5 separate regions of the Homo sapiens genome follow, and regions 1, 2, 4 and 5 are each linked to region 3. Evidence: chromatin contacts called from ENCODE Hi-C or POLR2A ChIA-PET data. All regions are on one chromosome and are shown on one strand. The core of a region is the stretch at or near the end of the contact, and the rest is flanking DNA. Distances in the headings are between cores, read along the strand shown. Region 1 holds the start of DHX40 (DEAH-box helicase 40). Region 2 overlaps VMP1 (vacuole membrane protein 1). Region 3 holds the start of USP32 (ubiquitin specific peptidase 32). Region 4 has its middle 4.4 kb from the start of MIR21. Region 5 overlaps VMP1 (vacuole membrane protein 1).

Region 1 (3,557 bases), core at 780-3,279, 830 kb after region 3:
TTTTAATTGGCTTTTGTGATTCTAACTCTGGAATCACATCAACCCATCGTCTCATAAAATAGAATCAGTGTTCCAATGAGCTGAGCAGAGGAGGCTGATTGTATAGACAGAAAAGGGCTGAGGAAAGCAGAAACAGAAAACAAAAAGCAGATTGCTCATTTCAAAGTTACTTTTCTTGTCAAAGTTAAAGCAGAGGAAACTTCTTGATGCTCCTAAAACTGGTCTGTTTGGGGATTTGGCTATTATCTCTTTCTCCTGATTTCTCAGTAGATGAAAAATTTAGTTTCTAGACTTGGTGGCGTGGAACTTCAGTATGAGTAACTCCATTTTGGTTTGGTCTGTTGGGTCTAGTGCGGGGGATCAGTCCAAACCAAAGGCCTCCTATTAACTTTACTTAACGTATTTTAAAGGTAATTTGTTAGTTGGCTTGCGCTGGCAAAGTCAGGGGATAAATATTTACCTGATAATGCTCTAGAGAAAGAACCAAGAAGTACTAATGGCAGCAACAGATATCACATATCTCTTACCCCTCAAAATTATTTCAGTATCCAATGGTTAATAGTCTACTGCTAGACAACTTTATTCTATAAAATGGAATATCTAGATGTAATTCTATTTGAGATTATTATGGTAATTAAAAATGGGAAAATTTGCCATCCCAACTAATTCTTGAACCTGAAATAGACCATAAAGAAGCAAAGGAGACATAGGGGAAGGGGGTGTGCCAAGAGAAGCGGGACTATAAAGCAAATACTGGGCAATCATGGAGTACAGAAGTCCTACTGGCCTTTAAAAAGAGGATATTTTTAAAATATTTCCAATTATTACAACAGAAAAAAATCACCTGCTTCATATAGATATTTTGGGAGTTGAGTTGTTTTACCACTTCCTGTATTTCCAGTAACAATAAGGAATGAATTGTCCCTCACAGCTTGAATAATCTTTTTTCTTTGTTTCTGAATAGGAAAAGTTGGAGTAGTTCCTCCCTCCTGGGACGTGCATCCTTTCTCTTCTGTAATAACAGAAAAACAAGTCAATTAAAAGACTTGTAAAGATATCTCTGACTCAATTTCTCATGACTAAAACCAGAAAGGCAATAGAATTTTAGGGCTGGACGGGATCATCCATGACTTCTCAGTTAAATCGCTCATGTAAGTGAGCGTTAATGAGCGCAATTTGTAAGTGAGGGTTAATGAGCCCAGAACAACTTTTTGGTGAAATCCAGCAACTTGAGCATTTGTTCACGCATAACTCAAAGTACTTTTCAAAGCAAGTATAGCTCAAGGCAACGTATACACATGCATACTTACACAGAAGCACAAAACTCAATTTTATTTAACAATAGACCAAAAACTGGAACACAGCAGAAAATTCTCAGCTGGATTAGAAGCCACCTGTGTTTGCTTCTGATTCATGGTTCAAGTTAGGTCCCTGTTCAGAGCGACTGATATCCCAGAAGGCCAAGTGGTGGGTAACCATGGAAACTGGCTCCTGGAAACTGGCTCCCTTCATACTGTACCCAAAGGCAGGCTGGCGGCCCGACGAAGGGTGGGGGGGATGAATGGGTAGAGAACAAAGGGTCTATGAGCCTGTTTAAGAACAGAATGCATTTCGGGCGTTGGGGTTCACTTTTTCGCCCCCCAGTAAGGTTTTCGCCTAACTTGAATCTGGGACCGCCCCCCTCTAAGGCAAAGTGCTCATTGGACGCAAAGTTCGCCTCGGGCTTGGAAAGCCAGGAGAACGCCACGGCTTCCTCACTACTCTTCTCAGCCTGCCAAAGGCGTACTTTCATCCCCCCACCAAAACCCCCACGCCGTAACTCCCGCTGGCTTCCGTACCGTCCCGCGGACCGCACCTCTATCGGCGATGCAAACAGCCGAGAGCCGCTCTTCCTGGAGGTCTCTTGACCGCTCACCCTCCTCCTGCCGCCTTGGCGCCCTGCCCGCGACTGCGGGAAACCGGGACATAGACCTGGCCCCGAGTGGAGGCGAGCACGTCCACCGATCTGAGGAGATGGGAGGGGAAAGACGAGGACGCGCCCTGATGACGTAGAGGTGTTTACTTCCGCGCGTGCGACTTGTAGCAAGGGGAGGGGGAGCTGCTCGATGACGTGGTACGGGGCGGCCGGACCTCGAGCCGAGGCTCCACCCCCCAGGGATTTCCCGCCAACTGCCACGTGCGCTTCGCCTTGGGCGGCTGAGCCATACCTGAGGGCCCGAAGACCCCCTCTTGTTTCGCCTCTCCGGCGCCGAAGGTCGCGACGACACCTCTTTTCAACGCCACAGTGGTCTCTGCAGGCTATTCTGCCTTCACACACTTGACACGATGTAACCCTCTGCCCGGAGCTGGAACCATGATCCCAGAGTGCTGCGTTCCTCAACTCATTCTCACCTTTCCTAATCTGATATGACCTGTCCAAGGCACACAGCTACTGAGTTGTGGAGCCGAACTTTTAGTTATGTTATTATCAAAACTTAGGTCACCAAGGCTGTTCATTTCCCTCATAGGACCCTGCATTTTAATTTATTTGCATGTTTCCTCTTCTGCCCAGCTAGATTGTAAAGCCCCCCCCCACAAGAGTCGAAATATTAAAACACTGCTACATCCAGGGCCCAGCACAGTGATTCAAGGTGGGCTGTCAATATTTGTTGACTTTGCTGGAATGGAGGAATAATAATTGACTTCCTTAGGAATTAAGCTCATTTTTGATAGAGGTGCATTCCTTGGAAACCACAGTAGCTGAAAAGTTCAACAGATACACAGCATCTGAGGCAGGGCAACTTTTTCAGAAAAGGTACTTTGGGGGCAGGTCTTTCTGGTCTAGAGCCTGCCAATTTTTAAATTAGTGTCAACTGTAACAAAATCATTGCAATGTGAACAAGATTGTTTGTTGGACTCCTCAATTGTTCCTGCTGTTAGAATTAGCCAACACTTACTACCAAAGAAGACAACTCAAAACTGTCACTTCACCATCACCTAAAGACCCTCTTGTCTGACCAGGCTTCAAAAGATGTACCATAAGGTTGTTGGGCCCCCAGATTTTTCTGTGCTCATTTGAAGTGAAGTCATGGCCATGCATGGTGGCTCATGCCTGTAATGCCAGCACCTTGGGGGGCCAGGACAGATGAATCACTTGAGATCAGGAGTTCGAGACCGGCCTGGCCAATATGGTGAAACCCCGTCTCTATTAAAAATAAAAAAATAAAAAAAATTAGCCGGGTGTGGTAGCACGCGCCTATAATCCCAGCTACTCGGGAGGCTGAGGCAGGAGAATCGCTTGAACCTAGGAGGCAGGGGTTGCAGTGAGCCAAGATCATGCCACTGCACTCCAGCCTGGGCAACAGAGCGAGATTCCACCTCAAAAAATAAAGTGAACTCATACCAACTGCTTTTAAATGGAACTGATCAACACTTCTTAAAATGCAAGCTCATCAGATTTTGAATGATACCAAATAAGTTGGAACTTTGTAACAACTTTATATCTCAAAACCTGGGTATGAGAGGAAGCAATCTGGTAAATAGGAGAACATTCCAGGTTTCTCTCTTTCATTAGGAGC
Region 2 (3,444 bases), core at 881-3,380, 560 kb after region 3:
ATGGGAGGATCCTGTGAGCCTAGGAGTTCAAGGTTAAAGTAAGCTAGGATTGAACCACTGCACTCCACCCTTGGTGAAAGAGCAAGACCCTGTCTCTCTCTCAATAAATCAATAGATTAGATAGATAGATAATAAATAAGTAAGATCTGAAATCTGGCCAGGCAGGATAGGGTGGCTCATGCCAGTAATCCGAGCACTTTGGGAGGCTGAGGTGGGAGGACTGCTTGAGTCTAAGAGTTCAAGATCAGCTTGGGCAACACAGTAAGACTCCTGTCTCTACACCCACACAGAAAATTAACCAGGTGTGGTGCACACCTGTAGTCCTAGTTACTCAAGAGGCTGAGTGGGGAGGACTGCTTGAGCCCTCCTAGGAGGTTGAGGCTGTAGTGATCTAAAATCACACCACTACACTCCAGCCTGGGCTACAGAGGGAGAACCTGTTTCTTAAAACACCAACAAAAAAGATTGATTCACCTTGTTTAGCCCTATTTACAGAGTGTATACTTAAAGTCTAAGCAGTTGAAGTCTCTAAGCCTAAGAATATTTTACCAGCATTAATAAAGTAAATTTTTTATTTAATATAGGCTCTGCTCCTTTCTCAAATACTTTTTTGAGGATCTCAGCATTAATGTGAGCATATAGGTTATATTTACCCTCCTGAAAAACATTCTGACATAAATTCTAGTAAGGAGGCGATAGCCTCTTTACAAAGAGTAATAAGCCTTTTGTCTTAGAAAAAAGTCTGGGCACAACAGTTTTTTACCTTTATTTCATTGTTTGTGCTGGGTTAGTATTCCCTCTGATGATTAATCACAAAGTCTAAAGAATCTCAGGGTGTCATAAGTCAGATCCCTGAAAGCTTATAAATGAAAAAAAAAATTTTTCAGGAGAAGATTCAGGTCAGGGTACTTATAAAAAGAAAAGAGTGCTCAGCTTGGTGGCTCACTGTAATCCCAGCACTTTGGGAGGCCAAGGTGGGAGGATCACTTGAGCCTATGAGTTCAAGACCAGCCTGGGCAATATAGTGAGACCTCCTCTCTACAAAAAATTTAAAAATTGGCTGAGCATGCTGGCATGCGACAGGAGGTGGGAGGATCACTTGGGCCTGGGAGGCAGATGTTGCTCCAGCCTGGGCAACAGAGCTAGCCCCTGTCCCCGCCCCCACCAAATCTGGATAGCCCAACTTCAGGAGACTGAAAACCTGTGCCCAGAGTTATAAAATTTAATTATGTTCTAAATGAATATCAGGATCTTTAGAATTTTCTTGATTGAATGAGGACCACTGTATGTAAATCAATACATCAAATTTATCCTCTGACCCCAGAGAGTTCTATCAATTGAGATTTGGCCCAGGAGCACAGGAGTAGACTCCTATATAGAAAATGATCCTGTTCTAACTGAAGCCAACAACCGCCTCTTCTGCTGAAGAGACTGAATTTTACATTTAAGGCAATAGTAGGATACACTTTCAGGAATGAAATTAAAGCCCTTCCCTATCCTACTCCCATTACAAGCTGATCTGTTATATGTACAAAAGAGGAAAAGAGGGTGTGGGAGAAGATCAGCAACAAGACAGCCTAGCAATTCCCTTTCTCGGTAACAGTCTTGTAAATAATTCTCCATCTTCAGAAATGTGCACATTTTAGTCAAACATTATAGAGTTAAATTTTCCTTCCTACCCCCTAGGCAGTGATCTAAACAGGCTTAACGGCTAGTATTTTAATGAGTTGTCATTTCCTGTCTGATAAAGATTCTCACAGTATTTAACCACCAGTTTCCCTGGGGACCAACCAATACTAGAGCTCTATTCATAGTGACTCAGAATGGACCTCAGACTCTTGCCCTTATTCAAAAATGACAGATTGCCCTCCACATGAAACTGCCTTTCCTAGTAAGGTAGACTGCTCGGAAAAGGGTGGGGGAGTTTATCATGCAATCTTTCTGAAGAAGCCAAAGGCCATCATGCTGACTCATTAATATCTACAGCCTTTCAGCCCTTTATTAATCCAGAATAAGTAAATGAACAGGTGCTAACTGAAAATAAACACATATTTAACCTAGTAAAAAAGGATCTAGTTATCCTGTGTGACTGGAATGAAAGTGTTATTATCTTTACCATTTAACTGAATAGAACACATGAATCTTTTTGTTTTGTTTTGTTTTGTTTTTGGAGACGGAGTCTGGCTCTATCACCCACGATGGAGTGCAGTGGCGCAATCTCGGCTCACTGCAACCTTCACCTCCCGGCTTCAAGCGATTCTCCTGCCTCAACCCCCTGAGTAGCTGGGATTACAGGTAGGCACCACTACACCCTGCTAGTTTTTGTATTTTTAGTAGAGACAGGGTTTCACCATGTTGGTCAGGCTGGTCTCAAACTCCTGACCTTAAGTGATCCGCCTGCCTTGACCTCCCAAAATGCTGGGATTACAGGCATAAGCCTCTGTGCCTGGCTCAGTATATGAATCTTTGAAGCTGATACTATAAGAAAAAACTGGTAACTGATGTATTCTACTTGCTTTGGATCTGAAATGTGGTAGCCCCCTAATCATGTTTCTTTACATCCAGGATCTTGGAATGGCACCCCAACATAAAATAAATTCAGGATGAAAATCACACACTATACTAGAAAATCTAGGGCTTTCTCATATATACAAGTTTGGACTGACAGTCCCTGGCACCTTCTAAAATTCGTTGTGATTTGACCCCAGGATCTGGGATTAAAACATCTTGAATTTCATTCACATCTGTGCCCTTTCAAATGATTAAAACTTCTTTTGTACTTAAGTTAGTCCATTGTACGCAGAGTGGTATTATGAACACATGACACCATGGGTTTCTTTCTGGCTGTGTAGAAGGAAGACCATGCTTTCTCCAGGTGTATTTTATCAGGTACATTGTTTCTACTGCCTTACAGCATATTTTATCACAAAATAATCTGCAATTGCCCTAGCTTTTGGAGATTTAGCATTATTTTCTGTAAGAATCAGATTGGAGGTTAGACTTCCTTATCATTAGCAGCTACTCTTTGAAATAAGCTAACATTAAAGAGAAGCTCTAGAGAACAAAACCTCATTTCAGAAGGCAGACTTGAGCAGCAGGAGAAAAGCAGGCATTTGTGCTGATGAATGTGGCCAGAGCTAAAGGAGTGGTCTATAAGGACTAGGTAAAACTGATTGGTTGCCAAAACAAAACTCTGTTAAAAATCAACTGATTGCATTTATAGAAAATGACAGACTGGTGGCAGCTTTTTTTTTTTTTTTTAAAGAGGTTGTGTCTCTTGCCTCAGCCTCCCAAGTAGCTGGAACTACAGGCGAGTGGCACTGCACCTGGCCCCAGTGGCAGCTTTTTTTTGGGAACAGGATCTTGCTCTGTTGCCCACTCAAGAGTGCAATGGCACAAACACGACTCACTGCAGCCTTGACCTCCCGGGCTCAAGCAATCTTC
Region 3 (3,463 bases), core at 944-3,443:
TTGCAATTGAACTCTTGAGGGTTTTTCTCCCTCACAGCTGGGCCCTTTCATAAAATTCACTTCCCATTAATTACGATAATCTAACTCGGAACTCGCACTCTGCAGGCTGAAGATGACTGAGGTGTTTTGCCTGATGTCTCTCTATACCGAACTAATGACCTGGAAATTAAAGGCTTTGAAATGTATTCCCAACCCCCTGATTCATGGCCTTTCAGTAATGCAGCTAATCTGAGGTCTTAAAATTAACCACCTCACAGTGAACTGGAAAGGGCAGCGCTGTGACTAATGCCACGCTGCTGATCTGGTTTGCCAGGAAAGGTGAGTAGAAAAACACGAAATATTGGTGGGGCGCGGTGGCTCACGCCTGTAATCCCAGCACTCTGGGAGGCTGAGGCGGGCGGATCATCTGAGGTTGCGAGTTCGAGAACAGCCTGACCAACATGGAGAAACCCTGTCTCTACTGAAAATACAAAATTAGCCAGGCATGGTGGCGCATGCCTGTAATCCCAACTACTCGGGAGGCTGAGGCAGGAGAGTCGCTTGAACCAGAGAGGCAGAGGTTGCGGTGAGTCGAGATCGCGCCATTGCACTCCAGCCTGGGCAACAGGGGTGAAACTCCGTCTCAAAAAAAAAAAAAAGAAAAACACAGAATATTACCTTCTTTCTCTAGCAGGGTATATTAGAATCTGTTGGTTTTAGGAACTAATAACCTTTCCCTGGCCCTAAATTACCTAACCGGCACCTTGGGTCCAATCTAATCCAAATGGTTACTTTTTCAATATTGCTTCCTTTTCCAGAAGCTTTATTCCGTGACTTTTAGGTTGAAGACGCAAACTAAATAAGAGTTGAAAATCAAGGAACTAAATAATAATTCCACTGTACATATACACCCCATTTGGTTTCTCCATTTATGGTTTCCTATAGGTTGTGTTCACCTTTTGGCTCTCGTGAATAATGCTGCTATAAACACGGGGGCACAAATACCTGTTCACATCCCTGCTTTTCATTCTTTGGGAAATGGAGAGGTGGAGTGGGAGAGTCAGTCACATGCTGCCACACCATGAACCTGGAAGGCACGATGCCAAGTGAAATAAGCCAGTCACAAAAGAGAAAGTCTGCAGAGTTCCACTCAGAGGAAATACTTAAGAGTAGTGAAATTGATAGTAGGACAGCGGTTGCCACGGACCAGTGGGAGGGGGATTGGGGAGTTACCGTTTAATAGGCACAGAGTTTCCCTTTTGCAAGATGAAAAACGGTGGGAAATGGGACGTGGCAATGGATGCAAAACAATATCAATGTTCTTAACGCCACTGAACTCACTTAGAAATTGTGAAAATGGTACATTTTGTTACGTATATTTTACCACAGATTAAAACGACTCCACGCTAAGCCTTGTAGCCCTCATGTTTCTCGGGGAGAAACTCTGGGAGAGAGGATAAGCCTTTTGCACAGCGCTTTCCAGAGAATGTGTACAAGAGGCATGGTCAGGAGGAGAAGGTGGGCCGGGCAGGCGAGATGACCCGAAAAGGCAGATCCACTTCGTTAACAAGGTCCACTTTCCTCAGGGATCTCCCGCTAGGTGTGAGCATTCTTTTGTCACAGGAAAGCCTTGAGATTCTCCTTTCCTTTCACAACGCCCTCCCAGTCAAAGACGTCCCTAAGGTTGGGAGCTCCCTGCCTACCCACTCCTTTCTCTTCTGAGCCATATGCCGCATCCCTCAGAACCCCATTCCCTAAGATTCTGCGGTCTTCCATGTTAGGTCCCGGCAACTGCCACACTAACCGTCAGCTGCTCGGACCCCACCCGCCGAACGCCAGAACATGTGGGCGCGGGGGCGGGGGGGGTCGTCCTCAAGCGCCCCGGAAGTCACCACCCCCCGTCGCCAGCGGAGGCGCCCGGGCGGGGCGCGCGGCTGCGATTGGCGGGAAGATGGGACGATGCGTTACGTGCGGAGATGCGTCCCCCTCCCCGGCGCTCCTGCGCGCGGTTAGCTTGGGGAGGGGCGGAGCGTGCGGCCCTGGGCGGCCGTTACCGGGAACAGTGTCTGGCCTCGGGTCCCGTGACCCTCGGCGGAGCTGGCGGGAGGGGGCGGAAGTGGCAAGAGGGCGTGAGGAGGGAAGGAGAGGGAGGAGAGAGAGGAGAGAGAAGGGCGGAGTAGGAGGCAGGGGAAGGGGGCGGGGCGGAAGAGTCACGTGATCCGGCATGGAGGCGGTGGCGGCGACCGGGAGGAGCCGCCGGGGCAGAAGCCGCACTTGTTAGTGTGGGGGGAGGTGGGGGCGGGGGACGCCGACACCGTCACCGTCACCCAGGGACGCCGAGGAGAAGGCGGGAGGGGGGTGGGGGCGAGATCAGGCTCCGACCCCCCGCCGAGGGGATGAGGGGAGCATGGGTGCCAAGGAGTCACGGATCGGATTCCTCAGCTACGAGGAGGCGCTGAGGAGAGGTGAGGGGGGAGGGGTCTGGGCGAGCTGCCTGGGAGGCCCGCGACGGGCAGCCTGGAGGGTGGGTAACCGGGAGGGAGAGGGGAGATTGAGGGCGTGGGGCGCCTGAGGCGGAAGGGAAAGGCGGCCGGCCTTGGGGAGTGTGGTGGAGGAGAGAGGTCGGGTGGGAAGCAGCGTTTGGGAATTAGGGCCGTTTGGAAAGGGGCTTGTCCTGAGAGAGGGGGATCGGCGCTGGCAGGGCAGTGCCCGTGCTCGCTGGTGGCGTTGTGATCCTGGATGTGTCCAGGGAAGTCCTCTCCCCGTTTTCTTGGGCGGCTCCAGCCCATCCAGCCCCCCTCATCCTTCATTGCCATTTTCTCCTATCATTCCTTCATAAAAACCTCAAATAACATCCTAACCTCGTTCCTAACAGCCTTAGCTGGAAGGGGACGAGGAGGCGGCTGCAAAGCGCTCCTCTCTGCTACTGGAAGCCCCTTCGTATCTGGGGAGTCCCTGCCTTTTCCCAGAGCCTATGCCTGTCTCTTGAGGGCTGTGGCCATCCGCTTCTGCCACCCTTCACCGTTTGAGCGGCTGACTTTGATAAGAACGATCTGAAATGAAGTTGTGTTTGAGGTGAGATGAGACTGGACAGCTGGCGTTGGCACCAGACCTTGTCTTAGGTTTCATCTCCTCCGACGTTGACCAAAGCCTTTGACTGCACTTGATGCCCAGTTCTCGCTCCATCCCTCTCCATGAAATGGCATTGGGAAGTCCAGCATTCAGATATTGTGTTAAATCTCCCTTTAGAGACTGGCCTGGCTGCCAGTCCCGGCCTGCTGCTTATTGGCTCTGAGGCACAGTATATTGTTGGCAGCCCCAACCCCCTACCACTCACTCTGATACCGCTGTCCATGATCACTAAAGCACACACTAACTGGAAGTGTCTTGTTGCACAGTTTATGGCCGGAATGTCTTAATTTTTCATGACTGGGATTTCAGTGTGTGTAGATCTGTGTATGCTTGTATTTCTTTTAGACATTTA
Region 4 (3,513 bases), core at 460-2,959, 550 kb after region 3:
AAAAAAAAAAAAAAAAAAAAAAAGGCTGGGCATGGTGGTTCATGCTTGTAATCCCAGCACTTTGGGAGGCCGAGGCGGGTGGATCACCTGAGGTTAGGAGTTCGAGACCAGCCTGGCCAACATGATGAAACCCCGTATCTACTGAAAAAAATACAAAAAATTAGCCGAGTGTGGTGGCATGCACCTGTAATCCCAGCTACTTGAGAGGCTGAGGCAGGAGAATCGCTTTGAACCTGGAAGGCGGAGGCTGCAGTGAGCCGAGATTGCGCCACTGCACTCCAGCCTCGGCAACAAGAGTGAAACTCCGTCTCAAAAGAAAAAAAAAAAAGTTGGGAAAAACATGGTTCTCCAGGGCCGTGGCAAGCCAGGCTTCTGCACTACTGCCAAGAGGAGTGAACTTGAGCTGCTTTTCGTTTCCTCCACACAACATGGTGAGGAGCCAAAGGAAGACAGTGATCTAAGTCATTCCCCACCTTCAGGCGGCACCATCCCTGTTTTCAAATCCCTAACTGCCTCACTCCCCTAAAGCATTTTTTCCCCGCTGGAAACAGACTGGAACACAATTAAGCAATGTTGATCACTGCTTCAGTCAAAAGTGGTCTGAAGGGAAAAGCTGATGTGTTTTGTCCCCCAAAAGGGATAGATGGCCTCAAAGGAAAATGTCGCATTTGGATTAGATTTGTGGTAGGGGAGGAGTGACCTGCCAAGGGCTCCTTGAATAAACAAAACTGTTCCTCAAAGGGCTTTGGGTGGAGGTCATCAAAGCAAGTTCACAGAAAGATCCTCCTCCCTGGTAACTCTCCAGAGATGGCTGACTCTTTGCTTACATAGGTAGCTCAGGGGTCCCACTTGAAGTCAGTTGCCCAGAATAAGCCAGAGCCTGCCCCCTCAAGAATTCAGGAATGTGGTTTCCAATGCAAATAAAGGCTAAATTGTAGAAACAGTGCTGGAGTGTGTTCAAGCCCTCCCTCTAGGTCCTCTGAGTCATTTGGAAATGGTTAACAAACAGGTTGGACACCTGGGTTGATTACTGCTGAAGGGGATTTCCACACAAACCCTATACTGTAAAATCATCCTCTTGCCTTCCCAAAGCAATTCAGTTCCACTTTCTAGATCGAATGTGCCTTAAAGATTCCAAATGTCCTAAATCAGATCCTAGGGTTCCTAAATTAGAGCAGCAACTGCTGCTGACACAAAGAAACAAGGAGCCAAGCAACTTTGTGCTTAAAAAAAAAAAAAAAAAAAGTTTATTTTAAATTAAGAGGAACAGATGTCCAATGTTTCAAAAAGCCACACATTTGTGGATTTGGCTGACAAACTCTCTAAGCTGCATTTTATTTCTGTTCCCATAGAGTCAGCTAGCCACTTGCAACTGACTCACTTCTCTCTGGGCCACAGTTTGGGCCAGTCTCCTGACTACAGAATTAGAATCCAGATATCAAATGAATCCAGGGTGCTTGGGTGGAGAGCAGGTGTTAAAAGCCATCTAAAACCACCCCTTCCCTGCTTTAATTTAGGAGTATCAACACCCACACAGCAAACTGCAAGGCTAGTGGGTCAAAGAGAATGAGCAAACAGTTGGCACCTGCCAATCCCAGCACCACGCAATTTTAAAGGCAATGAGTAAGCAGCTGTCTGGAACAGGTTTTTGTATAATCCTTCTTAAGAGTACTGGTTAAATATGCAAATACACACAGGTTATTTGCTGCAATTCAAGGCCTCGCCCCCAAGGCAAATGCATTACCTCAGGTGAACTCTTGGCCTTGTTGGGAAGGGATAGGATCCCTAGCTCCTGTCCACCAGACACTAATGACTCAGTTGCTTCTAAAGTTTAAAATACATGATGTGCTTTCTCTTCTTGTTGTCTTTGAGAATAAATAAATTTACCTTCAGACACAAGGGTTTTGTGTGTAGTATCTCATTTACGTTGTGTAAATACTGGAGAGGATTCAATAAATGTTAGAGATAAAATGTTACTTGGCTTTTCAAAAACTTTAAACTCCTGCTTAGTTTTAATTTTTTGTAGCACCTCAAAAAATTATTTATGAATAAAATGAAGCAGTTGTTTGTATTTTTTAATAGAAATGAGACTCTTAGGTCTATTGAGGAAGATCTTGCATGCCATCAATTTTTTCATGGTTCAAAACCTATTTACCCAGCAAATCTCACTGTATTTTCTAGACTGACCTTGTAACAAGTATTAAAAGCTGATACTCCCTTTTCTCCTCTTTCCTTCCAGATGTTTTAGTATTTATATATATATTTTTTGAGGCAGGGTCTGTGTCACTCAGGCTGGAGTGCAGTGACACAATCACGGCTCACTAATGAGGTGATCCACCTCAGCCTGGGACTATAGGCACATACTGTCACACTTGGCTAACTTTTAAATATTTTGTAGGGAGGTCTCATTATGTTGTCCAGGCTGGTCTCGAACTCCTGGGCTCAGGAGTGATTTGCCTGCCTTGGCCTACCAAAGTGCTAGAATTACAGGCATGAGCAACCATGATAACCAATATTCTTTATAATGAAAATAAATTAGAAAATGGTCAATATTTTCAGGTGGGAAAGTTAAAAAACTGTTTTTGGTTTTAAATTCTTCGGTAAATTTTTCACTTATCAAAAGTTTGACAGAGTATCTGCTAGAAAACCAGAGCACATATGCTAAGAAAGCATTTTAAAATATATCTTTGTTTCTGGAGGAGTGAATGCAATGTTGTGAAATTCTTGCATGTGTATCAGATGCTCACTTTTTTTTTTTTTTTTTTTTTTTTTTTGCGAGATGGTGTCTTGCTCTGTTGCCCAGGCTGGAGTGCAGTGGCACGATCTCAGGTCACTGCAACGTCTGCCTTCCGGGTTCAAGTGACTCTCCTGCCTGTTTCCCGAGTAGCTGAGATTACAGGCATACGCCACCACGCCTGGCTAATTTTTGTATTTTTAGTAGAGATAGGGTTTCACCATGCTGGCCAGGCTGGTCTTGAACTCCTGACCTCAAGTGATCCTGTCTTGGCCTCCCAAAAGGCTGGGATGACAGGCGTGAGCCACTGTGCCTGGCCTCAGTCTTTCATTGGGAATGCCCAGCATGGTGGCTCACACCTGTCATCCCAGCACTTTGGGAGGCCACGGCAGGATCGCTCGAGCCTGGGAATTCAAGACTGGCCTGGGCAAAATATTGAGACCCTGTCTTTACAAAAAATTAAAAAATTACCCAGGTATGGTGGTTCATGCTGGTCCTTGCCAGGGAGGCTGAGGTAGGAGAATTTCTTGAGCCTGGGAGGTCAAGGCTGTAAAGAGCCATGACTGTGCCACCACACTCCAGCCTGGGTGACACAGTAAAACCTCACTCTCAAAAAAAAAAAAAAAAAAAAAAAAAAGCTGGGGTGGTGGAGGTGGATAACTTTTATTGCTGTACTTTTACTGAACTCTTTTTTGTTTGTTTGTTTTGAGACGGAGTTTCACTCTTGTTGCCCAGGCTGGAGTGCAATGGCAAGATCTCGGCTCACTGCAACCTCTGCC
Region 5 (3,420 bases), core at 771-3,270, 610 kb after region 3:
ACGGGGTTTCGCCATTATTGGCCAGGCTGGTCTGGAACTTCCGACCTCAGGTGATCCGCTCACCTCGGCCTCCCAAAGTGCTGGGATTACAGGCGTGAGCCACCATGCCCAGCCACAAAACTATTTTCTTTTTTCTTCTTTTTTTTTTGGAGACTGAGTCTCTCTCCATCACCCAGGCTGGAGTGCAGTGGTGGGATCTCGGCTCACTAAAATGTACGCCTCCCGGGTTCAAGCGATTCTCCTGCCTCAGCCTCCTGAGTAGCTGGGACTACCGGAGCTCTCCAACATGCCTGAGTAATTTTTGTATTTTTAGTAGAGACGGTGTTTCACCATCTTGGCCAGGCTGGTCTAGAGCTCCTGACTTTGTGATCCGTCCCCCTCAGCCTCCCAAAGTGCTGGGATTACAGGCCTGAGCCAACGCGCCAAGCCCAAAACTATTTTCTACTCCAATGTGCAAAGCAACCTAACAAGAAAAACCTTAAATATTTATTCTTTTTTTCCCTGCTAATGACTGGACTGCATTAACCTCGTATTTTCATTTGAAAATCATCTTGTTTCAATGATAATTGCTTTGTCATCAAAACAAATAATTTTTTTAAATTTAGTTTGATGACTGACAGCATGGCTAAAACATAAACAATTTCAAACTTCATTATTGTATATTTTTTCCTGTGAGGAATAACTAGCTTCCACATTTTTTAGAATGTTTTTCTTATTTTGTTACAAAAGTGTAAGCCGAATAAAAGAAATTTTTAGGAGGTCGAGTTTAAAAGTTTTCACTAAATTAATTAATTAACTAATTAATTAATTATTTTTGAGACAAAGTTCACTCTGTCACCCAGGCTGGAGTGTAGTGGCACGATCTCGGCTCACTGCATCCTCTGCCTCCCTGGTTCAAGCAATTCTCTTGCCTCAGCCTCCTGAGTAGCAGGATTACAGGCACCTGCCACCATGCCCCACTAATTTTTGTATTTTTAGTAGAGATGGGGTTTCACCATGTTGGCCAAGCTGGTCTCAAACTCCTGACCTCAGGTGATCCACCCGCCTCAGCCTCCCAAAATGCTGGGATTACAGTCGTGAGCCATTGTGCCCAGCCTAAATTTATTTTTTAGATAAGTAAGTCTAGCTAAAGGTGACAAGGCTAAATACAGAAATGCGCATGTAAAAAGAAATGCACTTGGGAATGTATGTTGAGAAGACAAGTTTCCCACTGGCCATTCATTTAACAGCTTGCATCACATTGCAACTATCTTTCCTTGTTGATAATATGGGAATGAGTTAAAGAAATAGAAGAAATTAAAAGGGAGAAAGATTAAAGTCTGCGAGTGAGGTGGCAAAAGAGTTCAAAATAAAGTAAATGCTTCTAGAGAAAGCAAGTAAAAGGGGGCACGAAGAATTCCACTATAAATCATGCTAAGTGTGCTTAGACATCACAACTCCAGAATTACTCTAAGTGCTACCTTTTCTTGATGAACAAAGTGCAAGTAAGTGACCTTTGGTACCGACACCTAACTGTGCGAATAGTCAAAATATCCTGTAACAGAATCCATCAAGACCACTTAAAATTGCTTAATTTTGATGGTACTTTGTGATAAAATCATGAGCCAACTGTGAAAGACTATCTACCAGGCCCGCCTTTTCAAAAACTAAACATTATTGGGTGTGGTTGGTTGATTATGAAAAGAGAAACTACACTAATTCTTGGTAGTTTTGACAACGCCTTTAATGATAAAGAAGTGTGTTTAACATGTGTCTCTCATGTTCACTATGGTAAAGTTGATCAGTTTAACTCTTTGCAAACAAGCAAGAGATCCTGCAAGCAGGAAGCTTTTCTGTGGAACTCCTGACGCAACACAAACCATAACAGTTACTGCAAAGCTTAATGCAAACCCTCTAGAGTCCACGCTGACAAATTCTTTAACAAGCCCTGTGGTTACAGGGAAGCTGGTTTCACTGTGACTCACTCCTGCTCAAACAGTTTACTGGAAATGAAGGGGAGGGGGAATTTTCAGAGAAGTCATGTGATGGCCAGACAAACCACAACCAGTAAAGGTTCATCAGAGTCAAAAACAGGTCCCAGCAACAACTGACACCCAGAGTCTTCAAATGGTACTAAAGTGTATGAAAATGTGTCCTGTTTAGTTTCAGATCATCTACACCATAAACTCTTTCATGAATCTGTGTATGTAAAGGAAAAACTTCACAGCAGGAAAAACCAGCAGGCATTGACATGGTGTAGGCAACTGCAACCGCACACACTTCATAGGAAAATGTGCTTAAAAGAGAATAGCATTAGTGGAATGCCAAAGCACTTTCGTGAGTATTTAAATAATCTTATCAATTCCTTTCCCATAGTCTTTAAACTCAAATGATCAAACACATATTCTATCATTATCAAAAGAATCCTTCACTTTGACCCTATAGTTTGAAAAGGGATGTTCGCTAGATAAATGTCTATTTTGTTTTACTGCATTAAAAAAAAGGCATTGGCCATAAGAATGAGAACTACCATTACAACTAATAAACTGTTTTTTGGTTTTATATTTTCACTAGTAAAATAATGTAAATAACTCAAAACTTCTGAATAGGACAAAGATCCTATTAAGCTAAAAAATAAGATTTTTTTCAGCCTTAAATTTAATAGAAATTAGTAAGGTAAAAGATACTAGTATTAAAACTTAATTTGGGGATTTAGCTTCAACATACAGAGTAGGTAGCAATTATTGATTATTAATTACATTAATTACTATAGTCCTAAATAGAACCTAAAAATGTTCCCTTAAAAAAAGATTAAATTCAGAAACTATAAAATAGCCTTTGAGGAAATATTCAACCTAAAATGGTCGGCAGACTCATGAACGATACTCAACAGAAAGACAAGCTAATTGATATGAAAATAGAGGAAAAAAACTGATATTCTTTTTTATCTTTTTTTTTTTTTTTTTTGAGATGGAATCTCACTCTGTCACCTAGGCTGGAGTGCAGTGGTGTGATCTCAGCTCACTGCAACCTCTGCCTCTCGGGTTCAAGCGATTCTCGTTCCTCAGCCTCCCAAGTAGCTGGGATTACACATGCCTGCCATCATGCCCAGCTAATTTTTGTATTTTTAGTACAAAAAATTTTGTATTTTTACAAGGTTTCACCATGTTGGTCAGGCTGGTCTTTAGCCCCTGACCTCAAATGATCCACCTGCCTTGGCCTCCCAAAGTGCTGGGATTACAGGCATGAGTCATCATGCCAGGCCCCGATATTCTTTGAAAAGGTGAAGTTTTAAGACTTTTACATTTCTGATTTAATTTTAAATTTCCTATTCTGATAGCAATAATAAGAAGTAGGAAATTTCACATAGTCAGCAACCTAACACTGTGAGAAAGAATCCAAGTAGCAGGTCATTAAAACAGATGACATTTAGGAAAGTAA

What was found. Hi-C counts contacts between places; a loop is a spot of excess contacts on that map. ChIA-PET counts read pairs that join two places held with the same protein, here RNA polymerase II (POLR2A). Pooled maps may share reads with other maps.
Region 1: a map of CD4-positive, alpha-beta T cell shows a loop between it and region 3 (4-fold over the local background). The contact joins the promoter of DHX40 here to the promoter of USP32 in region 3. A Hi-C loop is called at or near these places in 2 of 168 maps with a recorded cell type or tissue (CD4-positive, alpha-beta T cell and naive thymus-derived CD4-positive, alpha-beta T cell) and 10 of 50 pooled maps.
Region 2: a loop to region 3 is called in a map with no recorded cell type, with 9 times the contacts of the local background. The contact joins the enhancer-like site here to the promoter of USP32 in region 3. A Hi-C loop is called at or near these places in 5 of 37 single-sample maps with no recorded cell type and 8 of 50 pooled maps. POLR2A ChIA-PET finds 5 or more read pairs at or near these places in 3 of 52 experiments (Caco-2, GM10248 and activated CD4-positive, alpha-beta memory T cell).
Region 4: a loop to region 3 is called in a pooled map, with 5 times the contacts of the local background. The contact joins the enhancer-like site here to the promoter of USP32 in region 3. A Hi-C loop is called at or near these places in 3 of 37 single-sample maps with no recorded cell type and 5 of 50 pooled maps. POLR2A ChIA-PET finds 5 or more read pairs at or near these places in 2 of 52 experiments (Caco-2 and activated CD4-positive, alpha-beta memory T cell).
Region 5: a loop to region 3 is called in a map of natural killer cell, with 5 times the contacts of the local background. The contact joins the enhancer-like site here to the promoter of USP32 in region 3. A Hi-C loop is called at or near these places in 1 of 168 maps with a recorded cell type or tissue (natural killer cell), 1 of 37 single-sample maps with no recorded cell type and 8 of 50 pooled maps. POLR2A ChIA-PET finds 5 or more read pairs at or near these places in 1 of 52 experiments (naive thymus-derived CD4-positive, alpha-beta T cell).

Annotation. Positions count from the first base shown.
Region 1 is chr17:59,564,082-59,567,638 of GRCh38, reverse strand. DHX40 (DEAH-box helicase 40) reads right to left here and starts at 2,029. Exons shown (of 18, transcript NM_024612.5): 1 at 1,856-2,029; 2 at 845-1,012. The coding sequence starts at 1,967. RefSeq lists a silencer at 1,391-1,520 and enhancers at 1,931-2,190, 1,806-2,348.
Region 2 is chr17:59,827,842-59,831,285 of GRCh38, reverse strand. All of the region lies in intron 10 of VMP1 (vacuole membrane protein 1), which reads right to left. Among named protein-coding and RNA genes, the nearest start is that of MIR21, 12 kb to the left of the region's middle. RefSeq lists an enhancer at 1,318-1,507. Within about 2 kb of position 2,130, at least 23 of the 41 ENCODE cell types and tissues checked have a DNase peak (open chromatin) inside an H3K27ac peak, as active enhancers do.
Region 3 is chr17:60,390,863-60,394,325 of GRCh38, reverse strand. It overlaps USP32 (ubiquitin specific peptidase 32), which reads left to right and starts at 2,193. Exons shown (of 34, transcript NM_032582.4): 1 at 2,193-2,444. The coding sequence starts at 2,387. RefSeq lists silencers at 1,723-2,042, 2,153-2,372, 2,403-2,462 and an enhancer at 1,637-2,478.
Region 4 is chr17:59,843,932-59,847,444 of GRCh38, reverse strand. It overlaps the pseudogene RNU6-450P. Among named protein-coding and RNA genes, the nearest start is that of MIR21, 4.4 kb to the right of the region's middle. RefSeq lists an enhancer at 1-906. Within about 2 kb of position 1,709, at least 36 of the 41 ENCODE cell types and tissues checked have a DNase peak (open chromatin) inside an H3K27ac peak, as active enhancers do.
Region 5 is chr17:59,785,216-59,788,635 of GRCh38, reverse strand. The region is part of intron 7 of VMP1 (vacuole membrane protein 1); the gene reads right to left. Among named protein-coding and RNA genes, the nearest start is that of MIR21, 54 kb to the left of the region's middle. RefSeq lists an enhancer at 1,716-2,195. Within about 2 kb of position 2,020, at least 30 of the 41 ENCODE cell types and tissues checked have a DNase peak (open chromatin) inside an H3K27ac peak, as active enhancers do; they include natural killer cell, where a contact is called at or near this core.